Regions from separate parts of the Homo sapiens genome. Here region 2 is linked to region 1. A link is a loop called in an ENCODE intact Hi-C map of the cell type or tissue named here. Cell type or tissue: gastrocnemius medialis. All regions are shown on one strand. Each heading gives the region's core, and the rest is flanking DNA. Links, peaks and the distances in the headings are about the cores only.

Evidence for each region. Peaks named below come from ENCODE experiments on the same cell type or tissue, not always from the same donor. Only the 100,000 strongest peaks of a DNase experiment are listed, where the experiment ranks them.
Region 2: it touches region 1 in a loop (6-fold over the local background); 4 of 110 quality-filtered maps call a loop at or near these places.

The regions. Positions count from the first base shown.
Region 1 is chr1:10,850,644-10,865,804 of GRCh38, reverse strand. No RefSeq gene overlaps it. Among named protein-coding and RNA genes, the nearest start is that of CASZ1, 62 kb to the right of the region's middle. RefSeq lists enhancers at 3,874-4,375, 4,755-5,255. In gastrocnemius medialis, for the core only: no CTCF peak of the experiment used is centred there; DNase peaks (open chromatin) are centred at 4,944, 7,984, 8,574 and 9,402; H3K4me3 peaks cover 1,027 bases; H3K27ac peaks cover 7,740 bases.
Region 2 is chr1:10,738,167-10,753,327 of GRCh38, reverse strand. All of the region lies in intron 2 of CASZ1 (castor zinc finger 1), which reads left to right. Among named protein-coding and RNA genes, the nearest start is that of CASZ1, 51 kb to the left of the region's middle. RefSeq lists enhancers at 6,877-7,800, 7,899-9,098, 14,144-15,161. In gastrocnemius medialis, for the core only: no CTCF peak of the experiment used is centred there; DNase peaks (open chromatin) are centred at 3,205, 7,217 and 8,337; H3K4me3 peaks cover 466 bases; H3K27ac peaks cover 6,997 bases.

The DNA.
Region 1 (15,161 bases), core at 4,042-12,041:
TCTGTCTGTCTGTCTGTCTGTCTGTCCTGGCCAAGGCAGGCTTACACAGTGGGGCCCTGGGAGAGGCTGCTCCGCTCTCAATCCCGCAACCGCGGTCCCGGAGGGCCCTGGGCTTCTGCCTTTCCCGCGGGCCCCAGGCTACTCTGGGAAATGAAAATGGCAAGTTTGGGTGCGGGGCACCATGGGTGAGGAGAGAGTTTTGGGGAGGATTTTCTGTTTTGTATTTTTTATGACCATATATAATTTCGCATTTCTCCCCTCAGCCTCTGCCTCCTTGGCTCCCAGATGTGTCCCACATTGAAGAATTATCTCTCCTCCCTAGAGTGAAATAAATGCAATCAATATGAGTATTGCTCTCAGGGCCTTGAAATATTACATTAATGTTCCATGTGGTGACATTTTAGCTGGAATTTTCAAATACATTATGATGGTTCAAATTAATATTTATCAGATCAGCTTTTATATTTTGCAAAAGAGAGAGAGAGGGAGAGAGGGAGAGAGAGAAAAGGAAAGACAGAGAGAGCATTATTAAAATACGAAATGCAGATCAAGTCTAAAATCGATGGTCCATTTTCCCAGCACTTTCCAGGGGCTGTCTTTAGCTTTCTGGGTTTGTTTTTAAATTTATTGGTGTTTCAGGCAAATCTATTGGGCTCCCTCGGCCCCCTGGTCCTTCTCCCCTCCCTGCTCCCCTTGCAGGCTACAGGCCCCTTCCTTTTCTGTCTTTCTCTCTTTATTATCCTGAAATGTAAATTACGACATTAGCCCGGTCCTTATTTTTTTTTTAAACTCTCCGATGATTAAATCTGCTACACGACATCCTTGTCCTTTCGATAAATTAAATCATCTTGGCTTTGCACCTCCAGCTCAGAGAGGATGCCACATGGGTGTTGAGGCAGCGGGCAGCTCTGGCTGAGGGCTGGGGTCCTTGTCCCCTCCTGGAGCGGACACTGGGGGCCTTTGTGTAGGGCAGAGGGGACGCCTTCCTAGCTCCTTGTGTTTCTGTAAATAAGAAATGGGGACTGGAGGGAGGAGGTGATGGCAATCATACATTCCACTTTATTTCAGTCTCTTCCAAACTGATTACTCTATGAAGTGGAAAATCCAGGCAGATTAATGGTTTAATTCTCTTTTCTCTTTTCTTTTGCTTTCCCCCCACTCTGCCTCCTATTTTGTTTTTTTCTCTCTCTCTCTTCTTTTTGCATCTTTTTTTCCCTTCTTGGAGCTGTATTCAAGAAAAGACTCAGGAGCTTAGGGGAGATGCACACAGAGGTGAACGTGGTTCTCAGAGGAAGGACAGCAGGTCCAGCTAGGAGATGTTCCCAGCCCCACCCCAGCTCTGTCTGGAAGCTCTGCAAGGGTTAACAATGCCCGCTCCAGCCCTTAACTTTTTCTCTTTGGTGATTTTCTGTTTTCTCTCTCCTCGAGTTCTGGGCGAGAGTTTGAACTGGAGCAAGTGTTTATCGTCAGGTGCACAAAGGTACACACACACACACACACACACACACAACTGCAGATCCCACACGCGCACACGCAAACACGCACACAAATACAGCAATATAGACACTCTGAGAAGATCTCCATAAAGCGAGCTGCCCTCCTGATTTCTCTCCGCTGCTGATCTGGCCAAAAGAACGACAGGAAACTTAAAAGAGAAAAGGAGGAGGGATCGATTATTCGACCTGTACTTGAACCCGACTGAAAGAGATAAAGCGGAATTTTCAATAGGTCCCCTGCCCTTTTCACCAGGAGGGAAAGAGGAGAAGAAAAACAAGAGATATTTATATGACAGCAGCTGCTGAAAATAGCATTTCAGTGCCATAAAAAAAGGCAAAAAGAAATTCAATGGTAGAAAAGGCAAGAAACTCCTCGTCTGCTCCCCAAAAGGCAAAGCAGGCAGTGAGTGTCCCTGGCTGGAAATGCATGCATGCGTTCTATAGATCTGTTTGAAATTATACTTGTCATTGAGGGGGAATTTATGCTTCTATTGATCTGCAAAAGGAAAATATTAAATGGTTTGGTTTTGATCTTTCGGTGACCCCAAGGTCAAGGGTAGTAGCAGATTAGTATTCATAGAATTCATCACGGAATTGCAGCCTGCATCCACTTTATGCAAACATGCTCAAAACACGTCTGGTGAAGCAGGCAGCAAATGGCCAATGACAGGGAAAAAGCCAACAGCACCCCCTCCCACCCCGAGGGGCTCTCCCTCTTTCAACCCCTCCGGGAGAAAAGGAAACAGCAGAGGGCTGTTGTTGGATGGATGATGGCAGACACCCCCCCGACTCTCGTGGGCCTGCACAAAAGGTGGGGTGCCCAGGTCGGGGCAAGTACACCAGGAGTTCAGAAGAACATCCTTGATGGTGTGAGCAGAAAGATCCAGGGATCAGGCTGGGGACCCGGGTGGACAGTGAGGGGCTCGTGTACCTGCAGCAAGACATCACTGGGGGAGCAATGAGGAGACAGGCGCACACACACACACACACACACACACACGTGCACACATTCAGCCAGTGGAAGCCTGGGTCTTTCCTGAAGGGGGGAACGTGGAGCACTCTCCCAGGGTGACATTGTTTCTCGTTCCACGCTAAGGAGCATCTTTCGTGTGAGGCGCCCAGGTGCCCAGCCGGGAAGGAGACAGGCCAGACGCGGCGCACATGCCTCCCAGAGCCCCCAAGTTCTTCCTGCTCTCCCTCCCTCAGTGGCCACGGGGCCCGAGTTCAAATGTGTGTGCAAAAAGGACACACGAGGAGCCCCCGAGACAGGCTGCAAACCCCCTCCTGCCTCGGTTCAGCATACAAGTGCCCTCTTAGCAGATTCTGTCCCCAATGTGGGAACATTTGGTCAGTAACAGAGTCACTTGCCAACGCACTAAAAATAACCCACCAAGCATATCCCTGCAATGGCAGGAATTCTGGCTGGCCCTTGTTCTGCCCGCTGATCAGGGGGCCAGTGGGGGCACAGATCCCCACTCCCACTGGGGGCTGGGGAGGGGGGAGAGGGGGCAGACTTGGGGGATGAGGGTCTCCTTCTCGGGTGACTGGTCCTCTGTGCTTAACCTGCATTATTCTTGCATTTAACACTCACAACATCCCTACTAGGCAGGGGTCGTTAACGTCCCATTGTATAGATGAGAACACCGAGGCTCAGAGAGGTGAGGTCACCAGCTTTAGGTCTCAGCTCTGTCCTGACACTCACGTCTGCTCTCTAAACTGCTGTGCTTCCTGACACTTGCCCTTCACAATTTAGGTGAATTCCAGGAAGGGTCCACATTTCAGCTGCGGACGGAAGGGAGTTTGGGATAAGGATAGGGGCTTGGAGGCCTTGGGGGGCTGGGGGCTGTGGGGAGGGAGAGCTAGAGTGGCCCCAGCTCTGCCTCCTCAGCCCTGCTAAGGAGGACAGTGTTCTGCCTATTAATCATGTTTCATTTATATTAGCTTGACTCGATCTACTGTATATTTGAAATGGATTTAATTTTAGATCACGCACTATGGAAGGGGGCCAGTTTGGTGTAAGGAGCATTATGAATATTTTCCATAAGCTGGATATACATTATCCAGGGACAGATATATGAGCAGCAGCACAGGGCTCCTGGCTGGGGGAAGGGAGCTGCTCTCTCCTCCCTTCCCCCGACTCCCCTGAATCCCAGGGTCACAGGGCTTTGGAGGGACCCATCTTGACACCCTGCCCCTGTGGGTGTGGTGGGCTGTCAGCCCCATCTTTCCCCTGCCTGTGACCTCATCCCCATTGACCTCAAAGCCGCCGCTTCTCCCAGCTCCTTGCCGACTGGCAGGCCTGAGAGATGTGTGCAAGGTGGGAGGGGCCCAGGACCGCACCAGATCCCAGGGCCAGGGGACACTGGCCTGACCTGCTCTGATTCCCCAGAGCTGTGGGAGGCACAGGGCATAGCCTGAGATACAGACCAGGGGGTGGGACTTGGAGGAGAAAGGCATCAGAACACCCACCTTCAACCCTAAGCTCTGATGGAGGAGGAAGCCAGGTTCTCGCTGGCAAGCTGATGGGTGGCACCTTCCAGCTCAGCCAAGCAGCAGTGGACAGGCTACACCTTCCCGAGAGCCCCCAGGCCTGGGCTGGGATGCCCCTTTCCTGGGGGCTGGCCGTGGGCCTGAGTCCTGAGGTCTTGTCCCTGACAGAGGGCATTAAAGCTAGAAGGCCCCTCTTGAGACAGCCTGTGACTCCAGACTCAAGCTGGGGAAACTGAGGCCCAGAGAGGATAAGGGTCTTGCTTAGGGTCGCAGAGTGAGCAGGGAAGGTGCACATAGGCACTTACTTGCCTAATGTTTTCGTGCTGTAACGTGCTTCCCTTGTTGGTTCTCCTCTGAGCCTCACACTGGCCCTGCCCCCTGAGGAAACTGACACTCATGGTGGTCGAAGGAGAAGCCCGTGGACGCACACTCACACTCACACTGGGGAACAGCAGAACTGAGTGTCAGAGGCCTGCTCCGCAGCTCTGTGTGAGCCACGTGTGGCATCGGACTTTACGGACAGAGGAAACCATAGCTTAGGAAGGTGATGACATTCATATCCACACCTAAACCTTTTCTCTTCCTGCACCTCAAATCTGTGCCCCCATTCCATTTCCTTATCTAGATAAGTGGCTCCACCATCTCCCAAGCTGCACATGACCCAAATCCGGCTTTCATCCCTGCCGCCACCTCTTCTCCCCCGCCACCATCACCACGACTGATCAGTCTTCCCGTAACTGACCCTCTCTGGTCTGCCTGCTTTTCTCCTTCACCCCCATCTCCTTTACCCAGGCTGCCACTGTCTCTCCCAGCCCACCGCATGGGCCTCCTGGAGTGTCCACAGAGTCTCTGCCAACTCCAGTCTGTTCCCTGCACCGTGGCCAGAGGACCTTGTTTAAACACAGCACAGTCACATTGCACACTCCTCCTCTTGGCATTCCTAGGACCAAATCCTGAATCCGGACGCTGGACAAGAAGGCTCGCCAGAGAGTGACTCCTGCCCAGTTCCCCAGAGTCACACCCTCCTCCCGCCTCTCCACCTCCAGGGTCAGCTTCCATGCCTTTCCAGCTCTTTACCTGCCGTGCGCCGTGACCCTCCACTCCAGGACCTCGGCACACACTGGTCTCTCGACCTGGACCTCTGCCCCCTTGCTCTGTACCTGGGGGTTGAAGGGTTTACTCCTCTGCAACCTGCAAGCTCTGTTTTGACTATTCCAGGGAGGCTCTCTGATCACACCTACCCTTCCCCACCCAAGTCTAGCTCAAGACCTACTTCTGCCTTTTGCAAACCCTGCAGCCGTAAGGGGATAGCTGGGGATGAACTCTCCACACCCAGCCGCTTTGGAAAAGCGCTGGGCCTGGAGCGGACAGGTATCAGCTGCTATTCCGTCCTCCCCACTACGGGCACATCCATCAGCTCCTCCGTCGGCGCAGAGTATAATACACCCGTCACCCACCCCAGCCTGGGCTGGCAGCCTTTCAGAAGTGGCATGCAACGTTTCTCTTATTCATTCTTAATTTAAGGTTTTGTGAGTTGTAATAACCCCCCTTCCCCCCAAATCACTGGGGATGGGGACCTCCGTGTCAGCCCCGGGCCAGGAGAGCTGAAGGGTAATTGCATTGCACATATGCTAATGGTTGTCTGGAGAAGACAATGGCAACAGGGGGCCTGGGATGGGGCCTATCTCAGTACCTAGAGTACCTGAGGGTGGGGGAGTGTGGGCTGGGTTTGGGGGACTGGTGTTGCAAGCCAGATGGGGGCATTGAGGGCTTGTGTGCTCCGCAGTCCGTAGTAGAGAAGATGAGAGAGGCTGGGAGTCCCAGTCTAGGGGGCTTTACTGGAGACAGATGCCCTGGAAAGGGCCTGAAAAACCCCTTTCTTCCTCCAACTCCTCCTGTCCCACCCCAGAGTGCAGGCTGCTCCCCTCTTTTCTGGGACCAGAGATGGCTCTCAAAGAGAAGGAGAACTGGGGCACATGGATGTTGCACTGGGCACTCAAATCCTGGTCCTGCCTCCTACAACCTGTGTAGCATCAAACAAGCTACTGAACCTCTCTGAGCCTCAGTTTCCTCATCTTTAAAAGTTTTTGTTTTTTTTTTGACAAGGTCTTGCTCTGTTGCCCGGGCTGGAGTGCAGTGGCGTGATCTCCACTCACTGCAACCTCCCCGTCCTGGGCTCAAGCAATCGTCCCACCTCAGCCTCCAAGTAGCTAAGAGCACAGAGGAGCACCATCATGTCTTTTTTTTTTTTTTTGAAATTTTTGTAGAGACAGGGTTTCACCATGTTGCCCATGCTAGTCTCGAACTCCTGGACTCAAGCGATTCACCCACCTCAGTCTCTCAAAGTGCTGGGATCACAGGCATGAGCCACTGTGCCTGGCCAAAAGTCTTTTTTCTTTTTTTTTTTTTTTTTTGAGACAAAGTCTTGCTCTGTCACCCAGGCTGGAGTGCAATGGTACGATCTTGGCCCACTGCAACCTCCACCTCACGGGTTCAAGCAGTTCTCCTGCCTCAGCCTCCCAAGTAGCTGGGATTACAGGCGCCCGACACCACTCCCAGTTAGCTTTTGTATTTTTAGTGGAGATGGGGTTTCACCGTGTTGGTCAGGCTGGTCTCGAACTCCTGACCTCAGGTGATCCAACCACCTCAACCTCCCAAAGTGCTGGGATTACAGGCGTGAACCACCATGCCTGGGCAAAAGTCTTTTTTTACTCGTACCTGCCTCTAGGTTGTTCTACGCTTTAAAAGAGATAAAACACAGAAGCAAGTTGCAGAGCACTTAGCATAGATAGGTCTTCAACGAGTTAAGTGATGGCTGAAGTTTTTATGACTATTGAACTAAGGTGGGTCTGCCCACAATCTGTGATGAGCTGGGGTGTGGGACTCCTGACTTCCTACCTGGAAGGGAGGTGCTTCCAAGATGGAGAGAGGGTCTTGAGGCACCAATGTTCCTTCCTCGGAGGTCTTCTGCCACCTCCCATCAGAGGAGGCTCCTTCTCCCTTTCCCTCTCCCTTCGCCCTGCAACATGCTCCTGCTTCCTTCACTAATTCCAGCTTGTGATGAGATATTTGTTTTCTTGCTTATTGTCTGCCCCCTCTCCAGACTGTGGGTTTATCATAGTGCCTGGAAAAGGCCTGGCACATAGTAGGTGCTCAATACATATTTTCCCACTGAAGGAGTGATTGATTGACATCCATGCAGAAAAGTGGGGGGTGAGGGCATGTGGATCAGAATTCAGGCAGGGGTGGTCTCCTGGACCCATGTTCCCTCTGTCTTGGACCTCAGGAATGACACCTGTCACTCACCTGCCCTGCCCTCCCTAGGGCCCCATGCCCGTTGTGTCACTGGCATGGACCTTTCCTACCTCCCTGTGGATTCAGGGCTGATGGGGAGCCAGGACGCCCTCTGGGCATGGGTGTGGAAAGGACGGTGCTTTCCAGGCCGCTGTCCCCAGTGTCCCCTCCCAGGCACTTCCCTCTTGGTCTCCACCAGGCCACGCAAGGCACCTGAGGCCCACCACCGCCTGGCAGCTAAAGGGTCCCTGGGGCAGCTTGGCTGTTCCTTCTAAGGGTCTTATCAGGGTTACTTCCCTTCCCCTTGACCAGGGAGCCAGAACCCAGCGTTTTAAGCAGGTTTTGAGAGGGTCGCGTCCTCCTGGAGAGTGAATGATAGTGGCCAAGGAAGTGGCCGATGAAGAAACTTTGGTGATGCCTCCTCCTGCGGCCCTGGTCCCACTGCTGTGGCCCACTGGGAACCAGGTCACCCAGATCTCAAATGCGTGGCCTCACTGGCCCCAGTGCCAAGGAGAGCCAAGAGGTTGGCAGCCGGCTCTGGCTCATGCCAGAAAGTCTCTGAGCCGGTCCAGCCTGTGTCCCCGGGTGTGGGTCCTTCATGGCCCCAGGGAGCTGCCCGCTCCACCCACCAGGCCCACAGTGAGGGCCAGGCTGAAGCCAGTAGCTCCTCTCAGAAATTCTGAGCAGTGTGGCTGAGGGAGAAAATAGATCCGATGACGCTGATGCCAGAGGATGGGACTTCCAGTTACGGAGGCCATGTGCTGGGGGTGGGGGCGGGGGGGATGTCTGTGACAGAGACAGAGCCGGAGAGAGAGGAAGAGAGTCAGGGAGGCGAGAGACAGAAAGAGGTAGACACCAAGGCAGGAAGCAGATGGAGAGAAAGAGAGAGAGACAAAAAGAGGTAGCAATTTATCTAACAAAAGATGGAGAGACAGAGACAGAGAGCAAGAGAAAGGAGAGAACGGGAGGGAGAGAGAGATGATGAGAGAGTCTCTCAGAGACAGAGACACACAGAGGGATACTGAAGCCAAGAAGTGGGGTGCCTGGCCAGGGGCCTCTGCAGAACGCAGAGGGGGGGACCAGAACGCAGGAGGTGGAGGCAGGTGGAGCCCGGCGTGTCCGTGCGTGTCGGCTCTGGGACCGTCGGTGCACAAGACACACTGCTAGGCTCAGGGTCATTCGGTGAATTCGATGGAAAATTGGAAAGTTGGGGGCAGGCGCTTTCCATGAGGAACACGAGTGGTCTCCTCATGTGACTACGCTCGTGTGTCTGTGATCACGGGTGTGGCGTGTGGAAGAGGGCAGGGCCCAGTTTCCCCCTCAGCTGTCAGGACTCTGCGTGCAGACAGCCCCGGCTAGTGGGCTGCAGGGCCGGGGTGGTGTCTGGTGGGGGGCGGCCAGACACACGCCCTCAGCAGGGGAGGCCAGGGAGCTGTCAGCAGCCCAGGGCCAGGCAGGCAGCGAAAGTGAGCCATGGCAGGGCCACTTCTCCTTGCCGCTGTTCACTTGACACTCTCTAACCCAGAAGCCACCTGTTCAGCCATCAGTCACCCAAGGAAAATACAGCTTTCCTGAAACTGGGAATCGGACAGAGAGTCCCAGGAGGGGGTGAGCAGGGGGAAATGCCCTCTCTCTGACACTTCCACGGGGCTCTGGGCCCACTCCCAGGCAGGCTGGAGGCCCAAGTCTGGCCTTCAAGAGCCATAAAAAAGTACACTCCCAATTAGGCACCATCCTGGTACATTTGGGGGGATTTGGGTGGCAGTGAGGGCCCCTGCAGAAATGCCCACCTTGGGGGTGGTGAAGAACCAGCTCTTGCTGGGGTGGCACAGCGAGGACTGTGCCTTGGAGGAGCTGCTGTGTGAACCACATGCCCCTGGGTGAGGACGGGGCAAGGGCTGGCGTGGGGTGGGGGTGGCACTTGAGCTGGGCCGGTGTTTTGGGGGCAGGCAGGGTGGCTGGGGCCTGGGAGGGCCCTGGCTTGGAGGCAGGTCTGGGGCTCTGCCCAGCAGCAGCGCCCTGGCCAACGGAGGCCTGGCTGTGCCCCGCCATGCCCCGCCTCAGATGGCTTGTTAATTTCATCGTTTAGCCCGTTTATGGTGTTCCCAGTTGCTGTTGCTTCTATAAACAAGCATTTTGGTGACCTTCCCCTCCGGACATCAGCTCCGCAAGAATCCCGAGCCCTGAACATTTATAAATAAGCCTTCTCTCAAGTTCCACAACAGGTGTGACCTCCCCCCCGCCCCCCTCCCCTGTCCTGTCCGAAAACTGAACAGTTTCAACAAGCAAAGGGAAGCCGCCCAGGCTGTCTTAAAGGGGTCGAGTGGAGGCCACTGTGCACTAGGCAGGGAGGGGCCTGACCCGCTTCCCCCTCCCTCGCCCAGGCTGGGGGTCCCAGGGGAGAGTGCCAGCCTGGTGGGCAGTTGACCCCTGACCCCACTTCCCCCTAACACCCCACCCCAGAGGCTGTGGACTGAGAGGACTCCTTGGCTGACAGAGTGTATCTGAGTCAGACCTCCCCTCCCAAGGGAAGCCTTATCAAGCCCCCAACCCCATTCCCCTCCACAGTTAGCTTCCCACTTCTCGCCGTCCTTGGCTCCACCCTGGTGAGTATAGAGACTTTCTGTCTCTTCTTCTCTGCCAAAAGCTCTCTGATTCATGATTTGCAACATTTCATACACATTTATTTAACAAGCATTCATTTGTTCAACAAATATTTTTTGAGCTCCTCCTCTGAGCCAGGCACTGTGCCAGGGATAGAAAGCTGAAGGAAACCCAGCCCTGCCCGCAAGGAGCTCACCCTCTAGTGGGGCAGACAGACAAGTGACAAGACAAGTGAACCGCAGGTGCCTTGGCTCCTGAGAAAGGGCTTTCAACCCAGACTTGGAGTCGAAACCCTTCCTGGGAGGGCTGACTCTTGAGTCCACCATGGAGGTTATGAGGGGAAGCACATTCCAGGCCAAGGAAACTGACAGGGCAGGGCACAGAGGCAAACACGGCCCATGGGGAATTGCAGTCATCTGGGCCAGAGCTCAGGGGTCTCAGCAGGAGTGGTAGGGAAGGAAAGACTTTAGGATCCCATCATCCCCGTGCCTATCGCCAGCAGCAGTGCTGGCCTTCGATTCAGAAACCCCAGAGAGCAGGGATCTTCCACATGACAACTGGTCCCCAGGGGAAAATAAACCTATAAGGTCCTTTCGTACTGGTCATGTAGGAGGACAAGATGGTGTTGTTGAAGGATGATGAAGGTGGTGATGGTGATGACTGAGAAAGATGAGGAGGGAGAATAGGAGGGTGATGACGATGATGGTGGATGATGATGGAATTGAAGATGGTAGTTGTCTCGGGTGAGCAGTGACTATCTGAGACCGGCATCACGAGGGCAGTAAGAAGACTTTACCAAGACAACTGTAGGTAAAGAAAGGCAGACATATTAGAGAAAGTATGAAAAGACGCTGCAAGAGTGCAATGGGCAGACCAGGAAGAGAGGATGATATGGTTAGGCTTTGTGTCCCCACCCAAATCTCATTTTGAATTGTAATCCCCAGGTGTTGAGGGAGATACCTGGTGGGAGGTGACTGGATCATGGGGCGGTTTCCCCCATGCTATTCTCATCATAGTGAGTGAGTTCTCCAAGATCTTGTGATTTTAGAAGTATTTGGAAGTTCCTCCTTCATTCACTTGGCTCTCTCCTGCTGCCTTGTGAAGAAGGTGCCTGCTTCCCCTTCTACCATGATTGTAAGTTTCCTAGGCCTCCTCAGCCATGTGGAACTGTGAGTCAATTACATCTCTTTCTCTTTCTTTTTTTTTCTTTTTGAGACAGAGTCTCGCTCTGTCACCCAGGCTGGAGTGCAGTGGTGCAATCTCAGCTCACTGCAACCTCCACCTCCCGGGTTCAAGTGATTCTCCTGCCTCAGCCTCTTGAGTAGCTGGGACTACAGGCACGTGTCACCACGCCTGGCTAATTTTCTATATTTTTAGTAGAGACGGGGTTTCACCGTGTTAGCCAGGATGATGTCGATCTCCTGACCTCATGATCCACCCGCCTCGGCCTCCCAAAGTGCTGGGTTTACAGGCATGAGCCACTGCGCCTGGCACACCTCTTTCCTTTATAAATTACCCAGTCTTGGGTATTTCTTTATAGCAGTTTGAGAACAGACTAATACAGAGGAGTTGACTGCAAGGAGACAAAGGCTTGCTGGGGATTTTACAGGATGGTGCTTGTACTGTGTGCTGAAGAGGGCTTTGTGCAGTACCGATAATGCCAAGGTTGCTGTGAGCTAACTTGCAGGTGTCTGGTGAGAAGTTGGGCTCAGGAGGGCTACATGTCCTGGACCATGAAGAAAGGCAGACTTAGAGCTTATCTGCTTTTTCTTTCTGCTTTCCCCTGCTCCTGCCAGCCTGACTCCTTTTCCCTAATTAGGACTCAACAGTGGTAGCAGATGGTGATGTGGATGTTGATCAGGATAGTAGTAGTGGTGATTTTGGTGGTGACGGTGGTAGTCATTGTAGTGGTTGTGATGTGATATGCTGATAGTGGTAGTGGTTATGATGACGGTGGCAATGGTGGTAATGATGGTGATAACAATAGTGGTAGTGATAGATGGTGATGATTATGGTGGTAATGATGGCAGTGATAATGATGGTGACAGTCATCCTGGTGATGGTAGTGATGGTGGTGGTGATGATGGTGGTGATAGTGGTAGTGATGATGGTGTTGATGAGGGTGGTGATGGTGGTGGTGATGGTGATGATCATAGTGGGGGTGCTGGTGCCTGTGCTGAGGCTAGTGATTGTGGGGATGGTAATGATGGTGATCAGGGCCATGGTGATGATGGTGGTGGTGGTGACAGTGGTGATGATAGTGATGATTGTCATAGTAATGATGATAGTGATGGCAATGGTAGTAGTGATGGTAATGATGGCAGTAGTGATGGTAGCAATGGTTGTGGTGGTGGTGACGGTGGTGATGATAGTGATGGTTGTCATAGTAATGGTGATGGTGATGGCAGTGGTAGTAGTGATGGTAATGATGGCAGTAGTGATGGTAGCAATGGTTGTGGTGGTGGTAATCATGGTGGTGATTGTGATGTTGGTGATCATGGTGGTGGTTGCAATGCTGCTCATGGTGGTGCCTGTGGTGTGGAGTGAGGCTATCGATGGTGGTGATGGTGCTGATGGTCGTGATGGTCATCATGGTGGTGATCATGATGTTGTTGTTTGGTGGTGACAGGTGTGATGGTGTTGGTGGTACTGATGGTAGTGATGGTGGTGATCATGGTGGTAGTTGTGATGGTGGTAGTGGTAGCGCCTGTTGTGTGGAATAAGGCTATCGATGGTGATGATGATAGTGGTGGTCATCAGGGTGGTGATCATGGTCTGGTGATGATGGTGATGGTGATGGCGGTAGTAATGGTGGCAGTGGTAGAGATCATGGTCATGGTGATGACGGTGCTCATGGTGGTAGTGCTAGTACCAGTGGAGGAGGCTAGTGAGGGTGGTATTGGTAGTGGTGGTGCTCATGGTGCTCTTGGTGAGCAAGGTGGTGATGGTGATCCTGATGATGTTTGTCATGGTGACAGGTGAGTGCAACTAAAAGGAGTATTTCCCCCAGTGTAGTTCAAGGCAGGAAGGTGGGAGATACTAATCCTGATCATAAGGGAACGTCAAGATCTCAATTCAACTCTGAATGCCCAGGGTGACAATCTAGGTGAGAAGGGAAATAGGGAAGAAGCAAAAAGGCCTTGATCCTGAAGGATCAAGTGCTGGATAAAGTAGGGACCAGTTAGGTCATGGGGCTCAGATCCAAGTCTGTCCACGTGTCTTGGGTGAGTCGTCTTTTGCCTAGTAGCTGGCATGGGCGTCAGGGTAGGCCTCATGACCTAGAGGCTTCCCACAGGGCCTGGACTCTCCAGGTGGACGTCAGCCACAGCAGGATGGGTCCTGGGGTTGGTCTTTGGGTCTGAGAGAGGGAAATGGAGCCCAAGGACCCCACCCATCTTAATAAGGACCTGAAGAATAATTCCTCCCGTGCATTCTGTGATTCAGTTTCAAAATAACTTTCCCCTCCTCTCTTAAAACACAGCAAGCCTTTGACAGGAGGTCTGTTATTCACTCTACCAATGACAAACTGACTTCATCTGGGATCCCCTTTCTCCTTTTCTTACGTTTAGTTACTCTGTTTGTCCTTCCGGCCAGCTCAGTGGCTTTCTCCCAGAAGCTTCCCTGAACAGCCTCAGATGAGGTTACCCCACCTCCTCTGGGAGCCCTGGCATCTGCGATGGCCACGCTGTGTTGCAGGAATCTGTCATCTGCCTCACTCCACAGCTAGACCGTGCCTGTAAAGGGGGCTGGCGAGGGTGTGATGGTTGGAGTCCAAGCCCGAAGCTGGAGTTCTGCTTTGCCGCAAGCCCTGTGCTCACTTCAGCCAGGGACCTGCCTCTTACCTCTAGCCTCAGGTGCCTGGCACAGACCTGGCTCAGGGGGTGCTCTGAAATTGCCACATTTGTAGATTATTGAGGTCTCACTAGCTGACTCACAGCCCCTCTGTCGACCCTGGGCCACCCAGAGTCGGTGCCCCCGCTCAACTCGCGAGTGGGCACAGGCTGGACCTCAGGAGAGGAGATAATATGAGCAGGCCAGGCTCAGCTGCCAGTTTAGGGCCGGCTAGGGGAGGGCTTGGGGCTGGGGATGTAACAGCCCCGTGGCTCCTATGGGCTGAGCTCCTTTAACTGTTCTGACTGTCTGTCCCTAGAGACTGGCTAATGGCTGACGGGGCACCACGCATTTAACGGCATCAGACCCAAACCAGCCTTGCCTGCCCTTGGCTTGTTTCGCTCCTCACCCCAGGGGCTGGGGGCTCCCCTGAAATCTGCATGGAAGGGACAGCCAAGCTCTGGGGAACTTGGGCTGGGTTTTGGTCAACAGACCCAGGCAGCGGGTGAGGAAGGGCTCCTGGCTCCGTGGGTGGTGGGGGTCGGAGCAGCAAGGTCACTGGCCACAATCCCTTAGACCCTCGCCCCGCCTTTCGGGTCCTGGGTAATCAGATTAGCGTTCTCCCTGCTGGCCTACCTCTGGGGCTTGTCTGTGAGTGAGGACGATGGCAAAGCACTTTATACCCTTTGGAAGGAAGTCGGTGGTAACCCAAGCTTAGAGTATCAATACGATTGGTAACAACAATAAAATTGAGCCCTGACATTTGGCACTGTCCTGCCGAGTCACAAAGAACGAAGCTCTCTCACACGCATTGCTGGGCTGTGACGGGGCCTCGGAACAAGCCCAAGGGTAGAAGGGCAGTAATAACGGTAAGCCCAGGGGCCTGGTGCTGACCGTTATTACTCATGCCTGTAATCCCACCACATGGGAGGCCGAGGCAGACAGATCACTTGAGGTCAGGAGTTTGAGGCCAGCCTGGCCAACATGGTGAAACCCTGTCTGTACTAAAAATACAGAAATTAGCTGGGCATAGTGGTGCGCACCTGTAATCCCAGCTACTCAGAAGCAGAGGCAGGAGAATCACTTGAACCTGGAAGGTGGAGGTTGCAGTGAGCCAAGATTGTACCACTGCACTCCAGCCTGGGTGACAGATCAAGACTCTGTCTCAAAAAAGAAAAAAACCCAAACGAGTAAGTGCAGTTGTGTGTCTGCCTGTGCCCTGCTGTGTGCCTGGCACTGGCTAAGTGCTTTATCCTGGCAGAGCCCCGACATCCTCACCTTGGCAAGCCTGGTAGCTCTGAAGAGGTGTCCCCGCCACCTCCCAGCTTCAGCTCATCAGAACTAACTGCTGCACCCTCGTGCCCCCAGAGAGCCCACCGCAAGGAGGAGGGACCGTCTCCCCATTGTCCTGGCTTGGAAACTGAGGCTCAGAGAGGAGCTGTGTGC
Region 2 (15,161 bases), core at 3,049-11,048, 110 kb after region 1:
CTTGAAAAGAATCTGCTGTCCTGAGACGGACAGGGACCTCCACTCCCCCTCACTGCCTCTTCTGTCCTGCTCACCCCGTAGGAACTGTACCCCCCTGCCGGGGGCTACCTGCTGAGTCATCAGGACGGGGCTGCCAGAGTTAGCAAATAAAAATACAGGATACCTAGTACATTTAAATTTCACACAAATAGCACGGACTTTTTAGTATAAGTATATTCCATGCAATGTTTGGGACATACTTATATGAAAATAGTATTCATTGTTTTTTGTTTTGTTTTGTTTTGTTTTTTGAGATGGAGTTTTGGTCTTGCTGCCCAGGCTGGAGTGCAATGGCACAATCTCGGCTTGCTGCAACCTCCGCCTCTCAGGTTCAAGTGAGTCTCTTTCCTCAGCCTCCCCAGTAGCTGGGATTACAGGTACCCGCCACCACACCCAGCTAATTTTTTGTATTTTTGGTAGAGTCGGGGTTTCACCATGTTGGCCAGGCTGGTCTCGAACTCCTGACCTCAGGTGATCCACCCACCTTGGCCTCCCAAAGTGCTGGAATTACAGGCGTGAGCCACGGCACCTGGCCGTATTCATTGTTTATTAGAAATTCACATTTCACTGGGCATACTGTATTTTCTCTGGCAGCCCTAAGCAGGGAGGGCTGGCAACTAGGGGGGCTCCCTCTCCAGGGCAGCTGGGACCTCCTTCTGGAAGAGCCAGCACTCCCTGGGGAGCTGCCTGGGGACTTTGCAAGCAAGGCAGGGCTGGGGTCACGATGACCTCCACTCCCACAGTACAGGGAGAGGAGGATGGAGGCAAACGCCGGCCACTTGCTGGAGTCTCCCAACCTGTATTTGGGCCCAGGTGGCCCTTGGGTGAATCGAGTCTAAGTCCCCACAGGGACATCTGTGGCCACCAGGCTGGGGAGCAATTCCCCAGGACCGCCTTCCCTGGTGAGGCTGCTATCTAGGAATAGTCTAGGGGCCTCTCCAGAGGAGGCCACCTGAAGTTTCTGGGGTAATTTGGAAAGATGACCATCCGCTAAGGGCATCTGTTCTGAGCCCAGGGAGAGGTGGGCAGGGATGGCCCACTGTGTAGGAGGGGCTGGACCAGGCCAGGCACAAGGTCAGGGACGACAGCCTGCTATGCAGGGCCACCTCTGTGTTCCAGGACCTTTGGGCACTGAGCAAGAATCCCCGTCTGCTGCCCTCTCCATGCCCACCCCAACTGGGCAGCCCGTGCTAGCTCCTTGGGGAGGGTGTGCCCTGCAGGGTGCTGGCCTGCCTGGGCTGTCACTGCGGGCAGGGAGGGGAGGGCCAGTCTGGAGTGGAAAGCTTGATGGGGTCCTTACTGCTCCCTCTGGTGACCCCTCACATCCTAGATCCGTTCCTGTGGACAGAGAGCTTAGGGCTGCCAGCTGGTGGAGGTCCAGCCTCCTGCAGCCAAGGAGCTTGATGCCAGGCGGGCAGTGCCCCAAGGTGGGAGCTCTTTGCTCTGGCTCTGTTCTCTAGGAGTTAACAGCATCCTGTGCCCTGGGAGGCCTCCTCTGCCCTGGCCCCCTGGGCTGCCCTCCTCCCAGCCTTTCCCGGCACAGCCAGCCAGGGCATCTTGTGGTGTGAGCAGAAGGGGGCCGGGGGTGCCGCACGAGTGGGAACCTCTTCCGCTTCCCGAGCTCTCAGCCTCTTCCCCAGCCTGCCCGGTGGTTTGGCCCCGTTTCTCGAGCCAGCTCCTGCCCGTGTTGCCTCTGACCAACATCATTAGCGTGGGTATTTATATTTCATTAACAACATTAAGCCCAAATGGCATTAAAAGCAAAGCTGGTGATAAATAGCTTATTAATAAACAGGGAGTGCTCCGTGCTGCCTGGCCTCTCCCAGCCCTGGTGTTAACCCTTGCTGCCCTAAATAAATATGCCTCACCCTAAAGATCATCCCCCTGAAGATGGGGCCAGAAGTCGGCTTCTGGCCCCTGTCGGCTTCTCTGCCCTCTGTCGGCTACTCTGAGGTCAGTGTGTCTTGGATTCTAGGCCAGGCAGGTCTGGGTCACTTGAGCTCACAAAACCTGGCCAGACCCCCTCAGGGCCTCTAATCAGATCCTTGTCACCCTGTCCTCACTGGTTTTGATTCTGGGGATTAATAATTTAGGAAATGTGGCTTTTCTAGGTTGTAAGCTCAGATCTTTCCTATTCCCTTTTAGCCGCATCTGAAACAAGGTTTACAGACTCAAAGAGTCACAATAATAATAATAATAATTAATAATAATAATAGCAATGACAGTTACAATCGCAGCCAGCATGCACAGGGTGCTCACCATGTGCTCACTGGTGTCTTGGCGATCACTCCACACGCAGCAGCTCTCAAATCCTCCAGTGACCCCAGGAGCGTCCAGCTCAGCCTCCTTTTATTTTTTATTTTATTTATATTTATATATATATATTTTTTGAGACAGAGTCTTGCTCTGTCACCCAGGCTGGAGTGCAGTGGCACCATCTTGGCTCACTGCAACCTCTGCCTTCCGGGTTCAAGCTATTCTCCTGCTTCAGCCTCCTGAGTAGCTGAGATTACAGGTCGCGCCACCATGCCTAGCTAATTTTTGTATTTTTAGTAGAGATGGGGTTTCACCATGTTGGCCAGGCTGGTCTCTAACTCCTGACCTCATGTGATCCACCTGCGTCAGCCTCCCAAAGTGCTAGGATTACAGGTGTGAGCCACCTCGCCCAGCCTCAGCCTCCTTCTATAAGTGCGCAAACTGATGCCCAGAGAAGTGAAGCAGGGCTGGGCACAGTGGCTCACGCCTGTAATCCCAGCGTTTTGGAAGGCTGAGGCGAGAATCGCTTGACGCCAGGGGTTCAAGACTCCCATCTCTTAAAAAAAAAATTAAAAAATAAAAATTAGCCAGGTGTGGTGGCGCACGCACCTGTAGTCCTACCTATTTGGGAGGGGAGGCTGAGGTGGGAGAATCACTGGAGCCCAGGAGGTTGAGGCTATAGTGAGCTGTGATCGCACCACTGCACCCCAGCCTTGGCAGCAGGGCAAGACCCCGTCTCTTAAAAAGTAGAAGAAGAAAAGAAAAGAAAATCGAAGCAAAGCAGCGTCACTAGCCAGGCCTCATGTCACACAACCCCCGGGCTGCTGTCATTGTGCAGTCGGCCCTGAAACAGAACTCATTGCAGAAGAGCCCATCCCTGGCTCCTGGGCCACACGTGTGCCAGGGTTTCTCAGAGCCATGGCTCTGGCCTGACTCTCCCTGCCCCCGGGCCCCTGCCAGTTCGTCATGCAATGCCCCTGTCTAGGCAAGCTGCCTGCACACAGGCCGGCTGTCCAGAGGGCACAGTTATATACCTTGCAAGCCACCACTCCACCTAGGACCCAGAGGTGCCAACAGAGAGCCAGCAGGGGTGTCTGTGATGCTCCGGAGACCCGTGTGAGCCTGTGCTTCCAATTGGAGCAACTTCTACTCGGTGCCCTTCTGGGGAGCAGGGAGCAGCCAGGCCTTGGTTGTTGGGGGTTATAAGTCAGTATTAATATTTGTTAGATGTAAGGTCATCTTTTAACACTTCTAAGAAATAGGGGCACGCTCAGCCCTGGGTCCTCTCGCAACCCCAGCTCCCCAGCCGAATTGGCTGAAAGTAAGAAGAGAAACTGGAACCTTGTCTAGATTAAGAGGCCCCACTTAGAACCTCCTGCTACAAGAGTCTCCGTATTCGCCTGGTCCATTCGGGGCTGTCTGGGCCACACCTGGCTGAAGGGGGAAATGGGGCTGTCTTGAAGTTTGCAGCATAAAAGGAAAGATAGGCCGGGCGTGGTGGCTCACACCTGTAATCCCAGCACTTTGGGAGGCCGAGGTGGGTGGATCACAAGATCAGGAGATCGAGACCATCCTGGCCAACATGGTGAAACCCCATCTCTACTAAAAACACAAAAAATTAGCTGTGCATGGTGGCACACGCCTGTAGTCCTAGCTACTCAGGAGGCTGAGGCAGGAGAATTGCTTGAACCAGGGAAGTGGAGGCTGCAGTGAGCTGAGGTTGCACCACTGCACTCCAGCCTGGGCGACAGAGTGAGACTCTGTCTCAAAAAAAAAAAATAGGGGGGAAAGATGGAGGGAGGGTGGAATGTGAAGCCGCCATGTGGTTGCAAGATGGGGACAGGGTGGAGGGCATGTCGTGGAGACCATCTGGCTGTGTCTATGAGCACTCAGGGAAGACGGAGAGCTCATTAATTAGCAGGGCTCCTGCTGTCTGTGCAGGGCCCCGGACTGCTTCTCCCAACCCATTCCCAAGCTGGGAAGGAAGCTGGGACGCAGCAGCCGCAGGGCTCCTCATCAAAGAGGAATCCCACGTCTCATCCTGATGCCTGCAACCTGACCCCCAAAGACAGAAGCGAGTTGGGGGACCTGGCAGGGAGGCCTCACCAGACTGACGTGGCGATGTTAGGGCTGCCTCAGGAGGTCTGATTCGCATCTGCTGCTTCTGCCGAGAAGACCTCCATGCTTGCTCTGGCCACGTGGGCCTTGGCCATCATGGCAGGGCATGGTGGGTGGCTGGGAATTGGAGACACTGTGGAGTTTATGACTGTCACCTACATTACAGTTCAGGTGACTCTACAGGCATAAAACCAGTGGTCAGAGACCCCAGACGAGGAGCAAGCAGTGGTGAAGGGGCAACCAGGCCTGCCCCTGCCTGGAACTAGTGGTCAGGTCGGGGAGCTGACTGCGAGAAAGAGGTACCATGGAGAGAGATGGGCTCTGGAACCAGGCTGACCTGAGTTGCAGTTCAGACCCACTGTTTTATAGACATGGCCGTCACTCTGCAAGCTTAGCCTCATTGTACTCCTCTGTAAAATGGGCACAATAGCATCGTCTTTGCAGGGATGCGTTCTCTAAAATGCCTGTGACCGGACCTGGGACCTGGTAGGTACTGAGTGAGGGGTCACTGCTGCCTCTGTCACTGTTAGGCCCACTCCTAATTTGTCGTCGCTAACGTCTGTTTGAGAAACGGGAAAGGAAATGGGTGAAGAACACGGTATATACACAGGGCTCGGCCTGCCGCCCCTGCCCAGGATAGGTGAAGAACATGGTATACACACAGGGCTCGGCCTGCCACCCCTGCCCAGGAGTAGCTGCTGCAGCAGTAAGGACAGGCCGGGCCTGGCAATCACCTTCTCCTCTGCCAGGCTTAGAAGGGGAGTTGGATGCAGGGAGCCTTTGAAAGGCGAGCACATGGCCGGGCGCAGTGGCTCACACCTGTAATCCCAGCACTTTGGGAGGCCGAGGCGGGCGGATCACGAGGTCAGGAGATCAAGACCATCCTGGCTAACACGGTGAAACCCCGTCTCCACTAAAAAATACAAAAAACTTAGCCGGGCGTGGTGGCGGGTGCCTCTAGTCCCAGCTACTTAGGAGGCTGAGGCAGGAGAATGGCGTGAACCCAGGAGGCGGAGCTTGCAGTGAGCTGAGATCACACCACTGCACTCCAGCCTGGGCGGCAGAGCGAGACTCCATCTCAAAAAAAAAAAAAAAAAGTCAGGCAGGTGAGCACAGTGTACTGTGTACCCTCTCCCAGTGATTGCTCATTCTGGAGGGGGAGCTAGGTGTGGTGAGACACCCCTAATTCCAGGCAGCTGCAGTGACCCACAAGAGAGCAGAGTGGGGGTCTTCAGTGTGGTCGACCCTGCAGCCTTTGATGTCAGCCTTTGATGTCACAAGGCAGGTTCTTTCCCGTTTCTTGCACATGGGCTGGGCTTTGATTAGGGACCCTGAGCCCACCTCACCTTCTCCCCACTCTGCAAAGCCCGGGACAGGGACTGCAGCTTCTGCTCACTCACTGGAGGTGTGCTGAGATGTGTTCTACTCCAGGGTTCTTCCCTGACATCTGGGTGGAACGCCTTTCATCTGCCGCTGGGACCTGGCCACTGTTAGACCCTCAATGGCAGCCATTGCTTCCGCCACGGTTTGGCAGGTGCTAGACTTAGCACTTGGTAAGAATCCCTGCCCATGGGATTTGGTTTGTCTGCTGGGTTGCATCTACGAAAGATGAGCGTATTCAGAACCCTGCCTCTCTCTGCAGACCCCACCTTCCCAAGGACGGCTTCCCCTTTGCTTCCCAGCCCCACCCTTAGTCTCAGGTGGCCTATGTCTCCAAGGGCCAGAGGCTCAGAGGGTATGGGGGTAGCTGGTGGAGTAGCTGGAGCCTCCTGGGGCAAAGGGTCTGTGTGTGCTTACCTTGCGTTAGGGGAATGGCACTGCCAACTGGGTGGCCATCACATGCCATTTGTCACTCCATGGACTTCTGGGCGTCCACTCCTGGTTAGCGGGGGCTATGAGGGGAGAAGCCATGGGGTCATCCATCTTGCCCACATGATCTCAGAGCTACCCAACCCCACATGGGCCCTAGAGAAGGGGCAGGGAGTGGGAGCCTGGAAAACGGCTCCTGGGAGTGGGGAAGGTGACATGTGCATCCTTTGCTCCATGGCCCAGGAGCCAGGGCTTTTGGCTTGATGGGCAGACTTTCCAGTGGGTCAAAGGCCACTCCAGATCTGAGCTTTTTCTTTTCCCTGCTCTCTCACCTCCAGGGGTGGTAGAAAAAGCTCACCCTCCGCTCTGTCCCTCTGCCCTGTGGTGGCCCCAACATGAGGCCAGACATGGGCTGGGGTCTAGGACGGCTCTAGGAGAAGGTCCCGGGTCCAGGCTGGCCCTTGGTTGGGGTGCAAGGTGCTGTCTTGGTTCTGCACCTGCCTCCAGCAGTAGGCATTGCCAGCCTTTTTAGCAGACAACCCTGATGCCAGACCCAGGCAAGGGGGCCCTCATCTGAAGCCATGGGGCTGGGAAGGCAGAAGGGATCCCGCGCAGACTCCTTCCTCTGGGAGCTTCTCCTACTTTCATTTTCTTTTTGCCACTATTTTTTCCTGGGGTCTAATTAAAGACTTGGAGCCGTTTACAGCCTGTGGTTGGCTTTTTATTTGGATCTTTGGCAATTACCTCCTGCCCTAAAATAAGTTTCGATGGAACAGGGGTAGGATTTTTCTTTTTGGCCGAGTTCTCAGCTTTAATTTTGCCGTGCATGCGTGTGTGTGCGCGCACGTGTGAGTGATGGAGTGTAATGAGGCCCTTCCCTCCCCGCTCTTCCAAATCCTGCCTCCTTGTCACTCTCTTCATCTCAAGTGTCCTGTGGCCAAGGCAGAGGCCTGGACAGCGGGAACAGTATGTCCTCAGCTTCGCCCTGCCTCGAGGCCACTCTATGATGACGACAGGCAGGTCATCTGTTGACTCTGTCCCAGTTTCTTCACCTGTGAATGGGGCCAGTGGGCCGGGCACGCCACAGGCTTCCCTCTGCACTGCTTAGTGGCAGACCTCTCACCCAGCAGAGTAAGGCGATCCCCCAGGGCGGGAGGAAGCCAGCACCACGGCCACCAGGCCTCCTTTTCCCCTCTTGATCCACACCTTGTGTTTGAATAGGAGCTCATGATCATGTGCCCAAGGCTCTTCCCCGTTTTTGTCCCTCTCAATTCTCCCAGCTTCTGTGTGAGCAGGTGTGATCACTCCATCTTCTAGACCCGTAGGGCCATAGGTGCCCTATGGCCAGAGATAATGAGTGGCTTTTCTGATATCTCTTGGCTTAGAGGGGACAGAGCATTGGGATTCAAACCCAGGTCGTCTGATCTTCCAAAATCCACACCCAGGACTGGCGACATCATTTGTGGGGCCCAGTGCACAATGAAAATGCAGGGCCTCTTGCTCTAAATTGATTCAGAATTTCACAACACTGACAGCAGGACGTTCAACCCAGCAGGTGCCCTTTGAGTATGAGACCCTGTGTGGCTGCATGGGTTGCACACCCAGGAAGCCGGCCCTGCCCACACCCCCTTGAGTCCCCTTTTGCTGTTTGCCTCTATTTCAATCCACTTGGCGAAGGGCAAGGAAGGTCAAGAAGCTGTCTGTGTTCGTGTCCCTGGTACTGTGGCTTACTCTCGCAGTTGGGGAACACACTGGATTCTTCCAATTCTTGGCCTGTCCCATCTGACCTCTGTCTTATAGGCATGATGCAGGCTGCCTGGGGTTCCCTGAGTCTCTTAGGGGACTTCAGACCTAATTAAGGCCACCCGAGACTTCATGTGAGTCAGAGGTGAGGAAATCAAAATAAAAGGACAAAGAAAATTTGGTAAGAACTCTGTTTCCTTGGGGCAGAGGGTGAAGCTTTTGGGGATCGGTCCTCCCAGTCCCACTTAGGAGCCCTGTGGGATCTTCTTTGTCAAGCAAAGCAAATGGTGACCTGCCAAAAATATCCAGGTCATACTGGGCTTTGATTGCTCTGCTGGGGCTAGAAGGTCAGGTGGCCTATTCCGTAGGCTCATCTGGAAACTTCCTCGCCGGTTGCTGGGGACTTGGAGTGGCCGTGGAGTCTTAGGGGGTATTGGGTGGATTGACGGAGCACATGGCAGACATGCGTCTGCGTGTACCGTGTACCGGGGTGCCTGTGTGCTCTGGTGAGGTCACGGCTCTCCTGCGTGCCAGGCAGCTCTTTAAATAAGAGCTGTCAGGATGAATGGCTCTCGCTGGCTACCCAGACATACAGTCCTTGCCCGCCCATCTGGGACTGTGTTCCCCTGTCGCCCAGGACATGCCTGCTCGTGGTGCCCAGGACATGCCTGCTCGTGGTGCCCAGGACATGCCTGCTCGTGGTGCCCAGGACATGCCTGCTCGTGGTGCCCAGGACATGCCTGCTCGTGGTGCCCAGGACATGCCTGCTCGTGGTGCCCAGGACATGCCTGCTCGTGGTGCCCAGGACATGCCTGCTCGTGGTGCCCAGGACATGCCTGCTCGTGGTGCCCAGGACATGCCTGCTCGTGGTGCCCAGGACATGCCTGCTCGTGGTGCCCAGGACATGCCTGCTCGTGGTGCCCAGGACATGCCTGCTCGTGGTGCCCAGGACATGCCTGCTCGTGGTGCCCAGGACATGCCTGCTCGTGGTGCCCAGGACATGCCTGCTCGTGGTGCCGTGTCTCTCTTCTGCTAATGCCCCCCACCCCACCCCCAAGAAGTCTCGGTACCAAAGTTCCCGCCCCAGGACCCCACCCTTGGCTCTCTTTACCATGCCACCTGCTTCCTAGAAACTGAATTCTGGACTTTGGGCAAGTTTCAGGATTAAATGTGTCCTAAAAGCCACAGCAGCTGTTTTTACGGGTGGGGAGGGAGCAACTTTATCTAAAATCAGGGGGCAGGGTCGGGGTGGGAGTACCCTAGGCGTAAGGGCTGAAGCAGTTTGAGTCTAAGGGGGAGAGAGTGCCCGAGTTTCCAAGGACTGATTAGGTGGTATGCCAAGTGTATTAAATTTTGCAGACATTTTAACAGCAATATGCTAGATAGTTGGGTGTCCCCTGAGGCGGCTGGATTTTTTATATCCTTCACAGAAGGTCAGAACCCTCTTCTGCCTGCCTCCCCCCGCCGCCCCATGCTCCCCGCTCCTCTCTCTCTCTCCCTCCCTCCCTCCCTTTCCTCAACAATTTCCCTCGCTTCTTGCTCTCTGCTCATCGGGTACCTAAAAGACATCTCCCATCCCGCCTGCCCTCCCGTCACGGGATCGGGGTTCTCCAAGGCTGGAGAGGGGCACAAACAGGGCACTGGATTTCTATTTTTTCTCCCTTTCCCTCTTCTCCTCCCCCCGCACCCCGCCCCCCCATTTTGGAGACTGTCATAAGACCTACTCCCTCCCTCCTTATTTTTATAGAAAAAAAAAAAGGCAGGAAAAGAATCCATCTGGCATATGAATAATTGAAATGGCTCAACTCTGTTCCTGTTGCCGCTGTTTGTTCTCAGCTCCCCCGGCCCCCAGCCCATCCCCCTGAGTACAGGTCTCTACGTGGAGGATGCCGGGGTACACTTAGAAGGTTCTCGGTGGAGGCCCAGGGCTCTCCCAGGGCTCTCCTTCATTCTGAGCCCTTTCTCCCCATGAACCGATGGGTCTGAGTGGGGGTACTTGGAGATGTAGTCTCCTTCTCCGACCGTGGGGACAGCCAGCCTCAGGCTAGAGTCTCCCCAAATATCACTCACCCTTGAATGTCTCCCTTGGCCTCTTGGGCCTCAAGGGACAGCTAACTGGACCCTGATTTCGCCCAGAATCCCCTGGGATTCTCCGGTTTATGCCCCAGACTCCTCCTGTCCCCCAGCCTCTGCCCCTCTGTCCTGAGGGCTCTAGTGCCCTGCCTGAGCTTCAGGGACCATAGGGACTCCTATTTGGGGAAAACTGGCTTTGGGAATACTCCCCGAGCTCTCTTTCAGTACTGCTTTCAGGGGGCTGCTCCACCCCCAGGAACTGGCCCAGGCTTCTTGCTCAGAGGCTTTTTTTTCTTCTTTTTTGTGAGATGGAGTCTTGCTCTGTTGCCCAGGTTGGAGTGCAGTGGCGTGATCTCGGCTCACTGCAACCTCTGCCTCCCGGGTTCAAGCAATTCTCCCATCTCAGCCTCCCGAGTAACTGGGATTACAGGCGTGTGCCACCATGCCTGGCTAATTTTTTGTATTTTTAGTAGAGACAGGGTTCCACCATGTTGCCCGGGCTGGTCTTGAACTCCTGACCTCAAGTGATCCGCCTGCCTCAGCCTTCCAAAGTGATGAGATTACAGGCATGAGCCACCACACCCGGCCAGAGGCTTCTAACTCCTCACCAACCCATTCCCCTTCCTCTCCTTCCTTTCAATGCGCTCAGATAAGGGCTTGACCCTGACTGGAGGATTTCAAGTTCTTCACTTCTAGATTCAGCCTTTTTATGGGGAGCCATGAAAGACAGGGATCTTAAACTTTGTTTTCTGCGACAAGTTGAGAGAAAGCACATGGGCAGGAGGTGAGGCCAGGCCAGGGACTGGGGAGAGAATGGACTCAGGCCTGGCTGGAATCTCTGCCTGTTCACTTTACACAGCCTGGACCAGCTACACACCAAGCCCCGCGTCCGAGCCGAGAATTCACTGTCTCTTTAAAACCATTTAGAGGAAAAACAAAATAACTTTAGTGCATTAATTCTAGATGAAGATGGGTCTCCAGATGACAGCCTGATCCACATTATTCCCTGCAAGACAACTTCCCCTCTCCTCCGCCCCCTCCCGCCTTCCTGCCCCTCTGCCCAGCTCTTTGTCCTCCTCCGTGGTTCTTGCTTTCTGAAAAGCGGACACCGGGGTGGCATGAAGCCTAATCGTGTGCTTGATGTTTGAGAAGTCAATGCTTCTGTCTGTTTGGGACATCACGTTCATGTCATGGGTGAGGTATTGACTTGCAGCCGTGGACCCTGTGGTTGCAAAGTGCTGGGAGCCAGTGTGTCTCGGAACCACCGAGCAGCCGTGGTGGGGTTGCGGCTGGGGGCACGTGAGAAGCGGTGAGGGGTCCGTGTCTCGGCGCTTGCTGGGTTAGGCACATTAGGTCTCAGAATAGCACCAAAATGTTCTAGATCTCTCCTGGCTTTGGGGGAAAAAACACACAGATACGCACAAACTGCCCAGTAAGCAAAAAATAATTCAGATGAGATTCGAATCAGGTTTGTTAATATATAACTATATATATATATAAATATGTATAAAAGTCGTTTGTAAAGACTCCTACACATGTTATAAAAGCTGCAAAATGTCTGGCATTCCAGGGCCTAGTAGGAATAATTAGATATTTATATCCAATAAAACTGGTTTGATGGGGAAATTGTTTCCCTCCTTGTGGATTCTCAGTTGAGGGTGAGTTTCGGTGGTTGGGTTTGTTTTTCTCCCGGATAATAAAACCAGGGGTTTGGCACCAACAAATGTATTTCCCGTAAATATCTAAATCTCTTTTTTCCACCGTGAGCTCTGCTAGACCAGCCTCATCACGCCAGCCCTGCCCATGCTCATCTTTACTGGAGAGCTGTGTGCGCTGAGCACCCTCAGCCTGGGCCAGTGCTGGAGCTTGTGTGCACCTGTGTCTGCTCCCTGTGCCCTGCCGCCCCCACCCCCAGGACAACTGCTGGTGGCTCTTTTCCAGGCTTTGCTTTGCTGTTTTCCTCTTTGAACAAGTCCCTGCCCTCATGTCGTTTAAAGCCCAATATAGAGCCAGGCGCAGTGGCTCACGCCTGTAATCCCAACACTTTGGGAAGCTGAGGTGGGTGGATCGCCTGAGGTCAGGAGTTGGAGACCAGCCTGACCAACATGGTGAAACCCCGTCTCTGCTAAAAATACAAAAATTATTGGAGGTACATGCCTCTAATCCCAGCTTGGGAGGCTGAGGCAGGAGAATCACTTGAACCCAGGAAACGGAGGTTGCAATGAGCTGAGATTGTGCCATTGCTCTCCAGCCTAGGCAACAGAGTAAGACTGTCAAAAAAAAAATCTAAGTGTTTTTTAGACTTTTTTTTCTTTTTTTTTTTTTTTTTGTCCAGACAGGGTCTCACCCTGTCGCCCAGGCTGGTGTGCAGTGAAGCGATCATAGCTCACTGCAGCCTCCACCTCCTGGGCTCAAGTAATCCTCCCACTTTAGCCTCCCAAGGAGCCAGAACTACAGGTGTGCGCCACCGCAACCAGCTAATTTTAAAAAAAAATTTTTTTTGTGGAGACACAGGGTCTCACTGTATTGCCCAGGCTGGTCTTGAACTCCTGGCCTCAAGCAATCCACCCGCCTTGGCATCCCAAAGTGCGGGGATTACAGGCATGAGCGATTGTGCCCTGAAATTTTTCTGATTTTACTAAGCACTTCCTACCCGCAATTTGCAGTTTCTCTTCCTCCACCTCCTGCTTCTAGACCCTTCTCTCCCACCTCTTCTGAGCTCTGCTTGGCCTCCCAGCCTGTTGCCTTCAGGGCCTCCACCATGGTGTGGCTGCCCTGGGGAGACACTGCCTCAAAGCCCTGGCTTGGGGGGACCCTCAGCCCTATCTTCATTTCTCTCCCATCTGTTACACAGGCATAAGCCAGAAGGAGCCATAGATCCCCAGGACCTCACTCTCCCATTATACAGATGTGGAGCTGAAGCCCGGGCTGGGGCGCATGGATTAGTGGGAGGGGCTGTGCTGGCTTCAGGTTCCTCACTGGAACGGGGCAGAGCTGGGGCCTGAAGTGCTGCCCTTGACTTCCAGCAGGTTCTGGGAATGGGGAAGATACACAGGCCTTGCCTCGACACTGAGCCACTGTGAGACATTGGGCAAGTGGCCTTGCCTCTCTGAGCCTCACTCTTCCAATTTGTGACATAGAATCGGTAACTCGTATCCTATGGGGTTGCAGAGAGGAGTGAGTGAACTAAAACCTAACAGGCGCCTGGGCTGGTGCTGGCCAGGGGGGCAGCTTTCCTATGGGGTGGTGGTAATTGGCATTCATCCTAGCTGCAAATGAGGACACGCTGTGACACCGGGCCACTGGAATGAGACCTTGTCCATGGGCTCCACCTGTGTGGTGGGTTGGCTGTGGTCCCTTTCTCCCTGAACGACTGAGTTTCGCCCTTTCAGGAGGGACTCGTCTGGGATCCCAGCACCTTGCGGCTTCCCAGGTCTCAGCCTCAACTCATTTCAGCGGGGAAGGAAGAGCCAGGACCAGTGGGGGAGGTGGCAAAAGGCATGTGCTAGAGAGGTCAAGGTTTAATCGGGAACCAGAACCCCAAAGAGAGGGCCCAGAGAAACAGGAGGGAGGAGCTGCAGGGCCTTTGACACAGAGCCACCCTGGCCGGGACATTTGGGCCAAACTATAGCTTGGACTCTTGAGGAGCTGGTGGCCCTGTTGTTTTGATCAACGACAAGAAGGCCCCTGAAGGCTCTTTGGGGAGTGGAAGTAGCCAGCAAGGCTGGGAGAACGGGGAGTGGGCCCGGGGGGCGGAGGGCTCAGGGAAAGGTCTGGAAGCCTGAGTGGGCGCAGCTGAGCTTAATTACAGAGCAGCGAGGGGAGTGAGAGCAGACCGCCCTTGTGTGGGCCACACACATGCTGTGCCCCATGCCCTTCCCTGCGCATGTGGTCCTCCTCCTCCTCACCGTGGCCACCCTGGGCCCGGGCCCCTGGGAGGGTTTCCCTCGCGGTGACACTCACAGAGTGGCACATGTGAGCTTCACCTGCACCCCTACCCAGAGAGACAGCAGGGGTGACCCCCAGGCGCACACACCCCCCTCGTGAATGCACCCGTCCCGCAGCTGCAGGTTGCACCGCACGCTGTACGCCCGGGGACTGGCCGCCGGCCTGAAAAGAGCAGCCACCCTCCACAAGATGCCTGGGTGACTTGTTTCTCGTTATTGTTGTTGCTTTTTTTCCTTCTTCCCCCGGACCCCCAGCAAAATTTTAAAAAAGAACTCAATAAGAAGCAGAGCCCAAGCTTCCTATGACTGGTTCTCAGAGAAGCCAGTCAAATCTCCCCTTGTTGAGAACATTTTGACAGCATAAAATTGCTGCCGGAATGTGACTTTAGCGAAAAGTGAAAAAAAAAAAAAAAAAAAAAAAAAACCTTCCTTCATGCATATGGAGTTTTTTGGAAAAAAAAAATGGTATTTTAATGCTTTCTATTAAATTGGGACTAAAAGTGGTGTCTTAATTTGCATGCATTAGCATATTTGCATATAGATCACTGAAATGGTGGAAGAGAGAAGAGCCTTTAAATGAAAATTCTTTTAAAGGCACAGGCCTGCCTCCCTCTCCTCCCCCTCTCCCTGTGGGGTTTACGCTTGATCTTTTCCTCTCACCTTCAGCCCCACCTTTGTGTCCTCCCTGCAAAGGGCCAGTTGGGTCGAGGCCCTGCCTCTCTGAAGCTGGTTTGGATGGGGTCGAAGGGCTGGAGAAAGCCCTGGCCCAGGTCGCCCCATGGCCCTGCAGCCTCCTTGTGCGGGCAGGATCCCACCTGGCCTATCCTGGCAGTGGCTCTGGAGGAGGAGCCTGTGTCCACAGCCAGCAGGCAGGTGGCCTCTCTGCCAGCCATTGTCCTCCCCCTTCCCCGGCCTGCTGTGGGCACCCGTCCTGCCAGCCACTGGCCTGGGCCTTTGGCCACCTGGCACCAAAAGGAGGGGGTGGGTGGGGTGCTCTGCGTCCTTCCGGGTTTCCTGCCGCGTCAGCGTCCCGGGACTGAGACATTCTGGGCTCCCCATTCCCGCCTTCCTCACCTGGAAGGCCCAGGCGGCCCTGTTCCCTTGGGTCTCTGGTTCAAAGGCCACCTCTTTAGAGGTAGCTGAAGCAGCCCCACCTCTCTTCTCGGTCAGTCCCTG